2 separate regions of the Homo sapiens genome follow, and region 1 is linked to region 2. Evidence: chromatin loops called from intact Hi-C (ENCODE). Cell type or tissue: HCT116. All regions are shown on one strand.

What was found. A loop is a pair of places that touch in the nucleus more often than their neighbours do. Peaks named below come from ENCODE experiments on the same cell type or tissue, not always from the same donor. Only the 100,000 strongest peaks of a DNase experiment are listed, where the experiment ranks them.
Region 1: a loop joins it to region 2, with 4 times the contacts of the local background. A loop is called at or near these places in 3 of 110 quality-filtered maps.

The regions. Positions count from the first base shown.
Region 1 is chr1:63,553,293-63,561,292 of GRCh38, reverse strand. EFCAB7 (EF-hand calcium binding domain 7) reads right to left here. Exons shown (of 14, transcript NM_032437.4): 9 at 5,778-5,935; 10 at 4,046-4,179. Among named protein-coding and RNA genes, the nearest start is that of EFCAB7, 34 kb to the right of the region's middle. In HCT116, a CTCF peak has its summit at 3,704 (motif pointing left); a DNase peak (open chromatin) is centred at 3,692.
Region 2 is chr1:64,134,026-64,142,025 of GRCh38, reverse strand. ROR1 (receptor tyrosine kinase like orphan receptor 1) reads right to left here. Exons shown (of 9, transcript NM_005012.4): 5 at 4,530-4,657; 6 at 1,600-1,917. Among named protein-coding and RNA genes, the nearest start is that of ROR1-AS1, 26 kb to the right of the region's middle. In HCT116, CTCF peaks have their summits at 4,546 and 4,746 (motif pointing right); a DNase peak (open chromatin) is centred at 4,755.

The DNA.
Region 1 (8,000 bases), 580 kb after region 2:
CCCAAACTACTGAGTTTCAGAAAGAAAAACGGGAATAGTGTCATATTTAAGGAGATTACTATATGCCTGATTCCTCTAATTTTAGCTAAATTGTCCCCAAGTCTTGAAAGACTGACAGATAATGGGGAGCACTTTGGAATCCATGAATCAACTACATTTTCCCAGGTAAGTCTATGCCTGTTTTAACACTATTTATGAGCAAAACTAAATTTACCTAGAAGTATCTAGACATGCATAATTCCTGAATTTGTCTGTAACATGGATAATAAGTCGTTATTTATTATGGATATTTTGTTAGCTATCCTACAACAGGGAAGATTTTATTTCCTAACTTCCATCTATAATATATCCAAGGGAAATGGGTAGTCTTATTTGAGATGGCATCTCTTTTGTGTGCATTATTGTGAGAAAAGCAGCAGAGACATAACTGTGTAAAACCGGTTGACTGATTAATAGCTTAAAACATTTAGAAGCCGGGCACGGTGGCTCACGCCTGTAATCCCAGCACTTTGGGAGGCCAAGGCAGGTGGATAGCCTGAGCTCAGGAGTTCAAGACCAGCCTGGCCAACATGGTGAAACCCCATCTCTACTAAAAATACAAAAAATAAAATTAGCCCGGCATGCTGGCATGCACCTGTAGTCCCAGCCACTTGGGAGGCTGAGGCAGAGAATCACTTGAACCTGGGAGGCGGAGGTTGCAGTGAGCTGAGATCGTGCCACTGTACTACAGCCTGGGTGACAGAGTGAGACTCAGTCTCAAAAAAAAAAAAAAAAAAAAAAGTTAAGAGTTTAAAGTTATTCATAACTTTTTCAAGGGGAAAAAATAAATGCAGATTAAATTCAATCATGAAGAGAAATGGTAGCCACAAAAATCGAGGTTAGAGCTACTATGTAGAAACGATGAAAAAAATATTTGACATATAATACAAATACATTAAGAAACCTATCTAGATACTGTACTATAGAGACTATCAAAAACGAATCTACTTTTTAAAACTTAAAATTCTCAATCCTCATTAATTTTTAAAAAATTAACACTTGGGCCAGGCGCAGTGGCTCACGCCTGTAATCCCAGCACTTTGGGAGGCTGAGGCGGGCAGATCATGAGGTCAGGAGATCGAGACCATCCTGGTTAACATGGTGAAACCCCATCTCTACTAAAAATACAAAAAATTAGCCGGGCGTGGTGGCGGGTACCTGTAGTCCCAGCTACTCGGGAGGCTGAGGCAGAATGGCGTGAACCCGGGAGGTGAAGCTTGCAGTGAGCCAAGATCACGCCACTGCCCTCCAGCCTAGGCAACAGAGCAAGATTCCATCTCAAAAAAAAAAAAATTATTAACACTTGACTCCAAGACTTACTATAAAGCCACAGCAATCAAGACAGTGTGGTAATGGTGAAATAATGATGAATAGATCAATGGAACAGAATAGAGAGCCCAGAAATAGACCGACATAAATATATTCAACTGATATTTGACAAAGGAGCAAAGGCAATTCAATGGAGAAAGGATAGTCCTTTGTAAATGATATTGTAATGGTGGATACATGATGTTACATATTTGTCAAAACCCATAGAACTGTACAAGACAAGAGTGAACCCTCCAGGGGTTTGAGACCAGCCTGGGCAACATGGTGAAACTCATCTCAACAAAAAAATACAAAAATTAGCCAGGTGTGGTGGCACACACCTGTAGTCCTAGCTACTCAGGAGGCTAAGGTGAGAGGATCGCTTGAGCCTGGAGGCAGGGGTTGCAGTGAGTTGAGATTGCACCACTACACTCCGTCCTAGGCTAACAGTGACTCAAACAAACAAACAAAAAGACTGAACCTAATGTAAACTATGAACTTTAGTTAATGATTATGTATCAATAATTCACTCATCAATTGTAACAAAGGTATCATACAAATGCAAGATGTTAATAATAGGGAAAACTTGTGGGTGAGGAGGAATATATGGAAGATTTCTATTTTTTTTTTTTTTTTTTTTTTTTGAGACAGAGTCTCACTCTGTCACCCAGGCTGGAGTGCAGCAGCATGATTTTGGCTCACTGCAACCTCCACCTCCCAAGCTCAAGTGATTCTCCTGCCTCAGCCTCCCAAGTAGCTGGGATTATAGGTACCTGCCACCACACTTGGATAATTTTTGTATTTTTAGTACAAGTGGGGTTTCACCATGTTGGCCAAGCTGGTCTTGAATTAATGACCTCAAGTGATCCACCCACCTCAGCCTCCCAAAGTGCTGGGATTACAGGCCAATTTTTTTTTTTTTTTCTTTTTAAGAGACAATTTGCTCTGTTGTCCAGGCTGGTCTTGAAATCCTGGCCTCAAGTAATCCTACTGCCTTAGCCTTCCAGAGTGCTAGGATTATAGGCATGAGCCACAGCACCCAGCCTGTTTTTTCTGTAAACCTAAAATTGCTCTAAAAATAAAGTTTATTAGGAGGCAGTGCTTGCAGTGAGCCGAGATCACGCCACTGCACTCCAGCCTGGGCAACAGTGTGAGACTCCATCTCAAAAAAATAAATAAATAAATAAACAAAATAAAGCTTATTAATAAACAAAATAAAAATAAAGCATCTTTAAGTGTAAAAAAAGTTTATTAAAATAATCTTACAGATAAACAGTACATTTTCTTATTATTCAGGGGAAACATTAAAACCTTAAAAGCTCTCATTTCTTTGCAATATTATTAATGTTGGTAAAGTAGACATTCCTCCAAATCATTTTTCAAGTCAATAACTCTTGGAGACTTTTTGATAGCATTGAGTTCAAAGTTCTGGAGCCTATCTGTGAAACTTTCTTGCTGTGTAGCCTTGGTCAGGTTACTTAACCTCTAATTCTATTTCCTGATTTATAAAGTGAGAATAATAAAGTACTACTTCATAGAGTTGGTGTGTAGAAGTGCATAGATCAGCAGCTGGTACATGGTAGATGGTAAGCTATCAAAAAATGTTAACCGTCAACTCTGCCAATTCAATTAAAATTTTAAATTAGAATTTTACTTATCACAAACTTTACCATCAGAAAGCCACAAATTCACTCTTATGGAATGTTCTCTAGTGCCAATTAAAAGATTATATCATTAAAGTTACAAGATAATTACATCTTCCTATAGGTAATACTCTATTATGTATATTATGAATTTTATTAATCACAGTTTAATATTATAAATCAATATACATGTATTGCTGTTGATTATATTAACTTTCAGCTAAAATAGAAATACTGAAAGATTCCTTTATATAAATAATATACTTCTCTACCCTACTTGCTGTCTAGGTAAACAGACTCCCAACCTGGCTCACTTTGCCAAGCTTAGACCATTTTAAGACCCACATATAGCTATCCCAGTGAAAGCATACGTGAGTTAATCTCTCTTGACTGAATTCTGGTCTCCTCATACCTCTTGTTCTGTGATCTATAGTTGGCTATGGCTTTTTGGTTTTCCCTCGACCTTGGGGTCTTTGGCTTAAATATGCAAGTATGTCTTCCCAGACTCCTTCTAAGTGATAACTGACTTTGCCTCATTCTCAGTGATTTTCTTTGTCCATCTTGGCATTTTTGGCTTCAATATTTCCATAAATGGACTTTTTAAATTCAACTCAAATACGAAAAGCACTGAAGAATGTTTAACATGTATAATATAAGCAACTTCCTGGAAACCTTAATTTGTGAGTAAAACTCTAGCTTTTTGGCTTTTTGCTGCCCTCTCCTGGTCACAGTTTGTGGTTCTTGACCACTTCAGGCCCAGTGGTATCAAGCGCAAGGACAAGTTTTTTGTCTTCTAAACCCCGAAGAGTAGAGAATCAAAACTAAAATTATGATTAAGTAATTCACACTTTCTTTTAACTTGAGTATTATACCAACTATCGGTTTAAGAAAAATAAATGTTTAAGTTTTTATGATCTACAAACAATACTACTTTCAAACTGTCCTAAATGCTATAATAATATTTCATGCAGAAGTTTGACTTCTCATTTCTTAGAGATGAAAAGGTGCTATATATATATTTTTATACATCTGTTAAGGAAAAGAAAAGTGCTTACCTCTGCAGACAGCCCAAGCATCTTCATCACATTTCTCACCACTTGTTCTCAATTCAAAAAAATTATATTCTTCAAGGCTAAGAAGACCATTTCCATCTAAATCAATTACTTCAAATATATCTGATAAAGTAGACCTAAAATTATAAAAATAGCTAGTTATTTCTTGTCACTAAGGCAACTACGCTGAAGAAGGGTTTTTTTTTTTTTTTTGAGACGGAGTCTCACTCTGTCACCCAGGCTGGAGTGCAGTGGCGTGATCTCGGCTCACTGCAAGCACCGCCTCCTGGGTTCACGCCATTCTCCTGCCTCAGCCTCCCGAGTAGCTGGGACTATAGGCGCCCGCCACCACACCTGGCTAATTTTTTTTTTTTTTTGTATTTTTAGTAGAGATGGGGTTTCTCTACTAAAAATTTTAGCCAGGATGGTCTTGATCTCCTGACCTCGTGATCCGCCCGCCTCAGCCTCCCAAAGTGCTGGGATTACAGGCGTGAACCACCGCGCCTGGCTGAAGAAGGGTTCTATGAGGATAACATTCAAAAGGAAGTAATATAGCGTTACACAATTTCTGTAAACTATAAAGTTAATGTAACCAAATACAGTTTTGGCTCAGTCCAGTATTACATGAGATAAAAAAGCTTCTAGAACAACCACAGTATCTCAACACACAGTAAGAACTCAATGAATAGTAGTAGTTCCCTTCTTTTTTCCTTTCTCCAATCTACTTTCTTCTTCCTCTCTACCAATAGGGAGAAATTGTCGATGTTTGACTGAAGTTGACTTGCCAAATGTGTAGAACCCACAAGTAAATGAAAATCCCAGATCTGCAAATGGAGGAACATTTTCAGATGCCTAGAGAATGAGCTGTTTTGTTTTGATATATATATTTATGGTGTACAATGTGATTTTTTGATATATGTAGACAATGTGAAATGACTAAAGCTAATTAACATAGCCATTATCTCATATATTTATCATCTTTTTTTCTAGTGGGAACATTTAATATCTATTCTCTTAGCAATTTTCAAGGATACAATATATAACTATAATCACCATATTGTCAACAGATCTCCTGAACTTATTCCTCTTATCAAACTGAAATTTTGTATCCTTTCACCAACATATCCCCAACCCCCCCACTACTTCCAGCTGCTATAACCACTCTTCTACTCTCTGTTTCTATGGGTTTGACTTTTTAAGATCCCACATATAAGGCTGGATGTGGTGGCTCACACCTATAATCCCAGCACTTTGAAAGGTTGAGGCAGGATGCTCGCTTGAGGCCAGGAGTTTGAGACCACCCTGGGCAACATAGCGAGACTCCCATCTCTTTAAAAAAATTAGCCAGGCATGCTGGCAAGCCCCTGTAATCCCAGCTACTGCTACTCAAGAGGCTGAGCTGGGAGGATCACCTGAGCCCAGGATTCTGAGGCTTCAGTGAGCAATGATTGTGACAGTGTACTCCAGCCTGGGTAACAGAGCAAAACTCTGTCTCTATTTAAAAAAAAAAAAAGTTCCCACATATAAGTGAGATCATGCAGTATTTATCTTTCTGTGCCTGGCTTATTTAACTTAGCAGAACATCCTCCAAGTTCATACAGGTTGTTCACAAGAGTTGAATTGGTGAATTAGAATCTGAGGATGGGGGTGGGAGCTGGCCAAAGGGAGTAACACAGGCTATTAATATCTATCCAGTCTAGATGTTATAATTCTAACATTAATAAACAAAACTTACTTAAATTCCTTTGTAAGGAATAATTCCCCTGTTTCATCTCTATATACAAGTTGGGCTTCATCTGTTACTGGTTTTATTTTTTTCCTCAGCCTACAGCCAGTTGTGGAAGGAATTAACCAGTAAATTCCAGGTCCTAGTTCACCAGTCCATCCAAACACCTTTTCTCAAAACAATGAAATAAAACAATCATCAGTCTTAATCTTTTCATCTTTTAATTTAAAGCTTTTAATATTTCTTCTGAAAGGGACACATTAGAAATGATTTTTAAATCAATATTTACAAATTCTATTATAGTCCTATCAGTCTTTTTACAGGTTTCAAATTCTTTTTGTTAATGGTAATCCCATTATGAGATCATTAGATACAGCAGTTCTTTATATATTTTTGAAACAAATGCCTAAAACTGTAATAGGTAAGTTATATATCTTCTAAATCTTCCCCAACAATCTTCAAAAATATCTGTGATGCAAATACCTTCAACAGGAAGCAAAGATAAATCGTAGGGTAATTTTTTAATGCAAATACTGAGCTCCTTTGAAAAAAAGTAATAATATTCTAGATTATGGTTTCCTAATTTGATTCAAATATATGATATCTAAATCAGATTTCAATGACATAAAATAAAAATTAAATATATTTTGAAATGGTTTACTATTTGTATAAATTAATCACATTTGTAAGAGCTCAATTATGTGGATGAAAGCACTGGAACTTCACTTTTTTTAATGTAATATGGACTATAAAATAAGACACAGAATCCCAAATAAACCAGCTTTATATGAAATTCTGTTTCCTATCAAATGTTGGATATTTATCATGGGTACCAGAACATTTGTACAGGAAAACATTTTATTCTCCAGTTCTATAAAGAAAGCAGGCTGGGCATGGCGGTTCACGCCTGTAATCCCAGCACTTTGGGAGGCCAAGGTGGGTGGATCATTTGATGTCAGGAGTTTGAGAACAGCCTGGTAAACTTGGTGAAACCCCACCTCTACTAAAAATACAAAAATTAGCTGGGCATGGTGGCGGGCGCCTATAATCCCAGCTACTTGGGAGGCTGAGGCAGGAGAATCACTTGAACCCGGAGGTGGAGGTTGCAGGGAGCTGAGATCGTGCCATTGTACTCTAGCCTGAGTGATAGAACGAGACTCTGTCTCAAAAACAAAAAAACAAAAGAAAGAAAGAAAGCAAATGGTATCTCTCTATGTACCTCCTAAGAGCTTTTTGGAGCCCAAAGGTTTCCTATAAAAGCTAGCAGCTGTCTCTGTTAAATATATTAAATCTAAACAATTCTTAGTTGTGTGTAATAGCTAAGTGCCCTTCAGCACAGACTAACCCAAGAGAATCCTTTCACGTATTATGTCCAAAAATTCCTTTTAAAACCCAGGTATAAGGCCAGACACGGTGGCTCATACCTATCATCCCAGCACTTTGGGAAGCCAAGGTGGAAAGATTGCTTGAAGCTAGGAATTGGAGACCAGCCTGGACAACATAGCGAGATCCTATCTCTAAAAATAACAACAATAATAATAATGCATCTATAGTCCCAGCTACTTGAGATGCTAAGGCAGGAAGATCATTTTCACCCAGGAGTTCAAGGTTACAGGGAATTGCATCACTGCACTCCAGCCTGGGCAGCAGAGTGAGACCCTATCTCTAAATAAATAAACAAACAGACAAACAAAAACCAACTTAGGTATATTTTAGGTCATTCTGGAGACTCATATATGAAATAATGTTGCTCATCTAAGTTCTGGGTTTAGTTCCATTTCTGCCCTGGCAACTCAGAGAAATCATAATCTTCTTAAGGTCACCAGGTCCTATTTTGATACAAGAAGAAATCCAATATAACCGAAAGTCATTTTTAAGACTAAATGTTGGCCAGGCTGGTGGCTCAAGCCTGTAATCCCAGCACTTTGGGAGGCCAAGGCAGGCGGATCATGAGGTCAAGAGATCGAGACCATCCTGGCCAACATGATGAAACCCTGTCTTTACGAAAAATACAAAAATTAGCTGGGCATGGTGGCACACGCCTGTAGTCCCAGCTACTTGAGAGGCTGAGGCAGGAGAATCACTTGAACCCGGGAGGCGGAGGTTGCAGTGAGCAAGATCGCACCACTGCACTCCAGCCTGGCGACAGAGCAAGACTCCGTCTCAAAACAAACAAACAAACAAACAAAAATGAAATGTTTACCAAATCCATCCTTTGAAAAGCATAACCTT
Region 2 (8,000 bases):
ACATGAAATCATGTAATAAGGAATCTAGTTGGTATTGTAATTCACAGAACATGCTTATCAGAGGCTGTGCATTCTGGGTTTCTAACAAAAGTGGGGGCTATCTCTGTGCTGATGGGGTCGGCACCCTTGAGAAGCAGATCCCATTAAGAAGACCTCGCACGTGGCCAGAGGGGCTTAAAAGCACTGCAGAATCTACACAGTCGAACTGAACTGGAGTTTGGAGGAGTAATGACAATAATAATAATGTTGCTACTGAGCCCTTACCATGTGTTAAGCATTTTAGATGCACTCATTTACTTAACTCACAAAATAGTATTAACGATCAAAAGGAAACTGAAAAATTGCCGGTGAGATTAATTCTAGATGAAAGGGAAATGTACACTGAAATAGTCTTTTGCGTGGTGCTGCTGATGGGGTAGGGGATGGAGGCAAACCCATCTATATCTTTAAAATGGCGGTATGATATGGTTTGGGTCTGTGTCCCCACCAAATCTCATGTTGAATTGCAATCCCCAGGGTTGGAGGTGGGGCCTGGTGGGAGGTGACTGGATCACGGAAGCAGGGTTCTTGTGAATGGTTTAGCACAAACCCCCCGTGGTACTGTCCTTGGGATAGTAAGTTCTCATTCTCATGGCCGTTTAAAAGCATGTGGCACTTCCCCACTCACTCTCTTGCTCCTGCCATGTAAGAAGCTTGCTCTCCGTTCACCTTCTGCAGAAGCTGCTATACTCCCTGTACAGCCTGCAGAACCACACGTGAGCCAATTGAACTTCCTTTTTTTATCAATTACCCTGTCTCAGGTATTTCTTTATAGCAATGTGAGAATGTACTGATACATGCTATAATACACTTACCATTACATGTACCATTAGTGCATTTATTTAGTTCTTTCACAATATTGTACAACCTTCACCACTATAGGTTCTAGAACACTTATATTACCCTAAGAGGAAACCCCATATCTATTAAACAATCACTCTCCACTACCCCTAGCCTGGCCCCTGGTAACCGCTAATCTGAATTCTGTCTATATGGATTTATCTATTCTGGAAATTTCATATAAATGGATCATACAATGGTGTCTGGCTTCTTTTACTTAGTATAATGTTTTCCAGGTTCATCCAGGTTTGTAGCACGTATCTGTATTTCATTCCTTTTTATGGATAAATAATGTTTCACTGTCTGGATATACCACAATTTGTTTAACCGCTCCTCTACTGATGGCATTTGGGTCATTTCCACCTTTTGGCTATTGTAAATAGTGTTGTTATAAACATTCTCATATGAGTTTTTGTTTGAACATCTGTTTTCAGTTCTTTTGATTACATACTCAGGAGTAGAATTGCTAGGTCATATAGTAATTCTATGTTTAAGTTATTGAGAAACCAGCTCCAATATTTTAAAATTATTGTCTTCATGAAGCTTCTTGAAGATAACTATGTCTAATCCACCACTGAATGCTCAGGCACAGTACTCAGCCCATTGGAAAATAATTTGATTAACAGTATGAAAATCACTATGGGTCAAGGTCCAGTTTTCCCTGTGCCAACAGGTTGCTGACCCTTAGAAGAGCACAGAAGGTCAGGGGCTACCACTTACTTTTATTTATAGGATCTGCCATGGGAATTCCAATCCGGATACAGTTCGCAGCTTCTGGGCTCTCTGGCTGGGGGAGATCTTCACAGTTTGGCAGTTTCAGCCTCATCAGAATCATGGGATTTGATCTTGCAAAAATGTACTCTGTTTGACACAGGACATTCTCCAGGATTTCACATTCATCGCGACACAAGTCACGGGGCTTTGGGACGGATGAAGTTTCATCGCAGTACGGGAAGGCATAGTGGCACAGGGAAGGAATGGCGAACTGAGAACACTTATCAGATAAGTGACTGGAAGTGCCAATCATAGTGAAGGCAGCTGGAAAACAAACACAATTATTAACTCCCAGAGGCCAGGGTTTATCTTCTTTGGTTATCTAGTCAACGGATATCAGATATAAACACACATTGCAAGGAATCCGCCGTGCTGAAACAGACAAGGCCCAGAGAAGGAGATTCATTTCAGATGTCTAAGCAGCTTACTTTCACTGGCTTGAAAAAAACCATTTTGACTACAAAGTTAATAAAACAGGATTAAATTACATATGTACCATTTCCTAATAAAAAAATTAATTAAGTTAAAGTACAATATATTTTTCATTTTTTACTACAAAGCAATCGAACTTTGTGTTTCATCTGGTGCTTTTTATTAGTTTTGTGAGGCTTCTAAAACATTTGACAGCTGTAGGGACAGAACTTGTTTCCGCAGTGGCTGAGCCTGAGCACAGGATCCAGTTCTGTGTCTTGCTGGACGGCAAGAGTTGCTGGATGACTTAGGGTAACTTGCTTAATTTCTTTGTGGCTGGAATACTTTCTACTCCATCTTCTGAAAATGAGGCAACTCACTTGGAAGTTCTCAAAGAGCACAGTACAATTGTTCCAATGTGTATCATCGAATATTAGTGGTTCCTTAGCTTAATCTCTTACTAGTAGGGTAAGATGCACAAAAAGCGCACCAGCCTACCTTTGAATACCGCTATTGACAAGGAGCTTACACCTCACAAGGAAACCTAGGAGGTTGCTGATACATTATTTCCCCAAGTATGTTGCTCAGAACATTAATCATGTGAAATAGAATAGTGCTTGAGAAACAAGCCAACAAGTTTGGGAAACGCTGGGATAAACAAAGGTAAATGAATTTAAAAAAAAACTTTCCACCAGGCTGATACCCATTAGAAATCTCCAAGAGAGGATTTTTATAAATAGGTTACCAATTATTTACATCAAAACTTCCACTTTTTTTTTTTTTTTTTTTTTTTTTTTGAGACAGTCTCACTCTGTCGCCCAGGCTGGAGTGCAGGGTTACGCTCTCAGCTCAGTGCAACTTCTGCCTTCCAGTTTCAAGGGATTCTCATGCCTCAGCCTCCCACATAGCTGGGACTACAGGCATGTGCCACCACACCCAGCTGATATTTGTATTGTTTTTTAGTAGAGATGTGGTTTTGCTATGTAGGCCGGGCTGGTCTCGAACTCCTGGCCTCAAGTGATCTGCCCACCTCAGCTTCCCAAAGTGCTGGGATTACAGGAGTGAGCCACTGTGCCTGGCCCAAAATGTCTACTTGCTTTTGTGGATATTCAGTTAAAAGTACATTAAGGCATTCTTACATTAGGTTGAAATGGGTGTTTAACAGCTCCTCCCTGTCAGTCTTACTGCTCTTTGAAATTTCAGAATTCTCTTCCTGTTGAAATGAGGGCTTCAGAAAATGGCAACTACCTATTCCTACAGTTGCTTCTTTTGGTTGGTTAAAAAGTCCTCCAGGAGGCTGATGCAGGAGAATGGCATGAACCTAGGAAGCAGAGCTTGCAGTGAGCCGAGATCGCGCCACTGCATTCCAGCCTGGGTGACAGAGCGAGACTCCATCTCAAAAAAAAAAAAAAAAAGTCCTCCTCCCTCTTCCCCCCAGCCTCCTCTCAGTTCCTTCACATTCCTCATAGCACATAGCTTCCACATAGCTTCTGGGCCTTTTGCTGTTCTATGTTTCTGCCTTGGGTTTGTTCTTACCTCTCCTAGACCCTAGGGTTGCCAGATAAAGAAAAAGACAACGGTTACATTTTAATTTCAGATAAATATTTATGACATACTTATACTAAAAAATTATTCGTTGTTTATCTGAAATTCAAATGTTACTGGGTATCCTGAATTTTTATTTGCTAGATATGGCAACCTCATTAGAATGTCATGAAGACAATGTGAATGGATTGCAAAGGATACGTGACACAGAGGCATCATAACTACACTAATGGAAGGGGACAAAGCTGCTGTAACCACCAGAACGATGCGTGCAAAATCCTATGAGGCAGCCTATGCTACTTTAACTCATGTGTGCTAGTAAGTGCTTCGCTATTAGATTTCTATCAAAAGGATACTTTCAATTAAGAAAAATGAAGAGTGAAATATTGAAAGCTAGAGCAAGAAGAGACCAATGGTCATCTTGCTTCATCACTCATTTCACAGATGAAGAAGGGGACTTTTTGGGAAAGTAAGCGATTTCCCCAAAGTTCACTGTCATAATAGTTCTGGGATGAGTGTCCAGAACTCTAAACTCTAAATTCATCCCCTCTCAGTCGACATCATGTTGCTTCTAAACAGTAAGCTCTGTGAGGGCAGAGACGTACCTGGCTTATTTACACACCATCACCTCTCCCATTCAGATTCAGTTCCTGGTACGGTGAAAGCACTTAATAATATTTATTGAGTGTTTGAATGAATGTGAGATTTCACAAAGCTTCCTTTTCCTCTAAGAGCAACCTTCAATAAATTACTTTAATGTAAATTCCAGAGCACAGAGATCATGTCTCATGCTTTTTTATGGTCCTGCTCCCAACCTCCATGCTGAGCTTAATCCTTTGTCAAGAGAGGAGCTCAATAAAACTTTTGGCGAGAAAAATAGTTATTCAAGGGACAAATATAATTTCATTGGTGCTACCTACCTGTGATCTGATTTTCTATTTCCCCTTGCATGTGCAAAGACTCCATATAGACGGTGCGGTTGCCAATAAATCTTGCACATGCAATCCCTCTGTATGGCTGACAGAATCCATCTTCTTCATACTCATCTCTGAAAGAAAGCATAGACAGACATTAGCTGATGCACCACATACATACAGGGCACAGCAAGCTCTGACTGCGCGATACCCTAAATAGTCACTAGGGGGCACAGTTGGGCACAATATACAAAAGACTGGGCTAAGGAATTGGGCTTTTGCTCAGTTCTTAAAACATCTGTTGGTCACATTGGTCAAGTTTCCTACACCCCCAGAAAGTCATCCTGAAGCACAAAATCATCCTTAAATATGGGAGAAAATGCTTTTATTTTCGCAGCTGGTGGTGGGCTGGAAGATGATGTAGTTATAGGAGTAAAGAGGAAATGAGTTGGAAATCTGGGCACATGTTCTACAGTTTTTTGTTTTTTAAGCACAGATTATTTCTGCTTCATTTGCTACAAAGGCGTGGGCGAACAGATCCACTCCAACTGACACGTCAATTAGGGGGATCCATGGGGTGAGAAGCTGGGTGCAGCTGGAAAGAAACCCGAGGGTAGCCCAGTTAGGTGACTCTTCACTGCTGAACCTCCATTATCTCTACCCTGCCCAAAGAGGACCAGGGCAAACCATAGTCTGGAGAGTTTGAATTGAGTCACTAAATCCAAGGAAATCTAGAGAAAATGTCCATGGAAAGTTTGCTTTCATGCTTCTCTACAATTTAAAAAAATAGTCTTATTAAAATTTTGCGGCCTCAAAATTATAAGACTTTTTTTATAAGGAGGGGTAATAGATTTCATCTTGAAGACAGAGGGACACCAGAAATGACATGATTCATGTGCCAGGTAAAAGGACTGGAGATCTAAGGCTGGAGATGAAGACCCAAGATGGCAGGCTCAACCTGAAAGGGCAGAGGCTACCATCTCCCACGAGGGCCTACGATGAGCACAAGATCCCTCGAGTGCAGAACATCCAGCTGTTTCTCAAAGGCAGACCATAGCCAAACCAAAGTCTGCCTGCCACGTGTATAAGTTGACTTCAACCCTGGATGCTCCTCCTCAATATATCATCTCAAAAAAAAAAAAAAAAATACACCGTTTTTCCCCTTTGGTTTCTTCTAAGTAAAAATCCCTCAGAGCAAAGTCAGGAGAACAAAATTCTCTTCCTGAGTTTAACATTTGGGCATCCTTAGGCAAGCTGTCTGAGCCCTCTGAGCCACAATTTTCTCATCTACAAGTTGGACACAGTAACTGACTTCTCTGCCCTACATGGGAAAGTCATTATGATCCCATCAGATAATGTAAAAGCTTTTTTAAATTGTAGAGATAATATATGGCTATTCTTAAAGTATTTACAATGACCAAAGGGACATTTATTTAAAAGACAGTTATTTACTAAGCTCCCACATCGTAAGAGGCACTGCGGTTAGTGCTGTGGTGCTCACTTCCCAGCTTGAAGGTCTAGCGTAGGAGTCTAGAAAGTCAAAGTATAGGAGCAAACCAAGTGGAAAAATCACCTGATAGGACACTAATTTTCTGCTTCTCTCTACTCCCATTCATTAAAAGAATCATTTTAAAGGTGAAAGTGGGGGAAGTATCTTCAGTTTAGTACTGAAAATAGTTTGTGTTGCAAAGCTCTTAAAAACTTAACCTTTAAATACACATACAAATGAATATATCATATACCTGACATAAAGACATTGAAATTTTACTGTTGCACAATCCTGCAAGCACTCCACATGTTTACTTTCATAAATCCTAGAGTAATGCTGAAGCCTTTTTGGCTTAAATTTTACTTGGGTTGTAAAATTAACCCAACTTTTATTGGGTAACTAATACCATAAACCTATGGGGAGAAAGAAGGTTCTTGATGACCCACACTTGGATCTTGGAAACCTAAGTACAGAGACCAGAATACACCCCCATGCCACCCCCCTGCTATTACAGATGATGCTTTTCTATCCCTAGGCATTAGCAGAGCCCTGGATTTTTAAGGTGTCATTATGAGAACACTTCTTTCTCCCCCACATTAAACTCTCAAGGCTTCAATTTATATCTCTTGGGAGGACAAAACCCTGGAATTACCCCCAGATATAAATCCCCAACCTACTGGGAGTTCCCATATTTTATGTGTGAGGCTTAGGCTAAACTTCTTACCACCTTTCCAGTTCAAGACTCTTAAAAAGACTCTTTGAATACTTTTTTTCAGAATAAAATGGAATGCAATTCCTTGGCTGCACATTTCTTATCAAAGGCTTAGAACTGCAGGTGTATTAAATTTTTGACTATTCCCAGAATTCCTACTATCCTGTTCAGTCTCCTGGGAGACAGATTTTTTAAAAAAGAACACAAAAAAACCCCAAAACCAGTATGTACTGTTATCTGCTGGGGAGTGGTTCTGTCTTGGCTCCTTATGAGAATCGCCTTGGCAGCACACTGGGAGGCCGAGACGGGTGGATCATCTGAGGTCAGGAGTTCAAGACCAGCCTAGTCAACATGGTGAAACCCCATCTCTACTAAAAATACAAAAATTAGTTGGGTGTGGTGGCAGGTGCCTGTAATCCCAGCTAGTCAGGGGGCTGAGGTAGGAGAATCACTTGAACCCAGGAGGTGGAGGTTGCAGTGAGCCAAGATCATGCCACTTCACTCCAGCCTGGGTGACAGAGTGAGACTCCATCTCAAAAAAAAAAAAAAAAAAGAATGAAAGAATCTCCTTGAGAAGCTTTAGGAAATACGAATGCCCAGGCCCCACCTTAGACCTATTAAATCATAGTCTCTGGGGATGAGGCTTAGGTATCTATGCTTAAAGAAACCTATCAGGTGATTTGAATGTGGTTGAGAACCACAACACTGAAAAAAACCAAACATGTATTAAGTGTCTGCTGCTCTGGGCTGGGTACTGTGTTAGGTGCTTTCTTCAAAGCAGCCCCTGATGAGCTATTATCCTTATTTTACGAGAGAGAAACTCAAATTCAGAGAAGTTAAGTAACTTGCTCAAATTCACAAAGTCAGTCTGTGGTGGAGCTAGGATTTAAACTGAAACTCAAGATGAGGCCACTATCCCATGTTGTTAGATCTGTAACTATGTTCTGCGTTTCAATACTACTCTTAGTTAAATCAGCCTACTCGAGAAAGAGACCTTATAACGAGTCTTGATTCTGTATCAGATACTGCTAAGTTTTATATACTTACAAAACAGATACTAAGTCATTTTATCCCAACAACAATCTTATAAAAAAAGGTAAAGATGTAATTATTCCTGTTCTACAGATGAGAAAAGTGAGACTCAGAAAGCATAGAGAACTTATCCAAAGTTACGCAGCAAGTAGAAGAGCTAGATTTGCTCTAAATAGTGTTTCTAACCACACTCTATAACTTCTTTCCAAGTGGCTTGGCAATGGAGTTTTTGCACTGCTTAGAG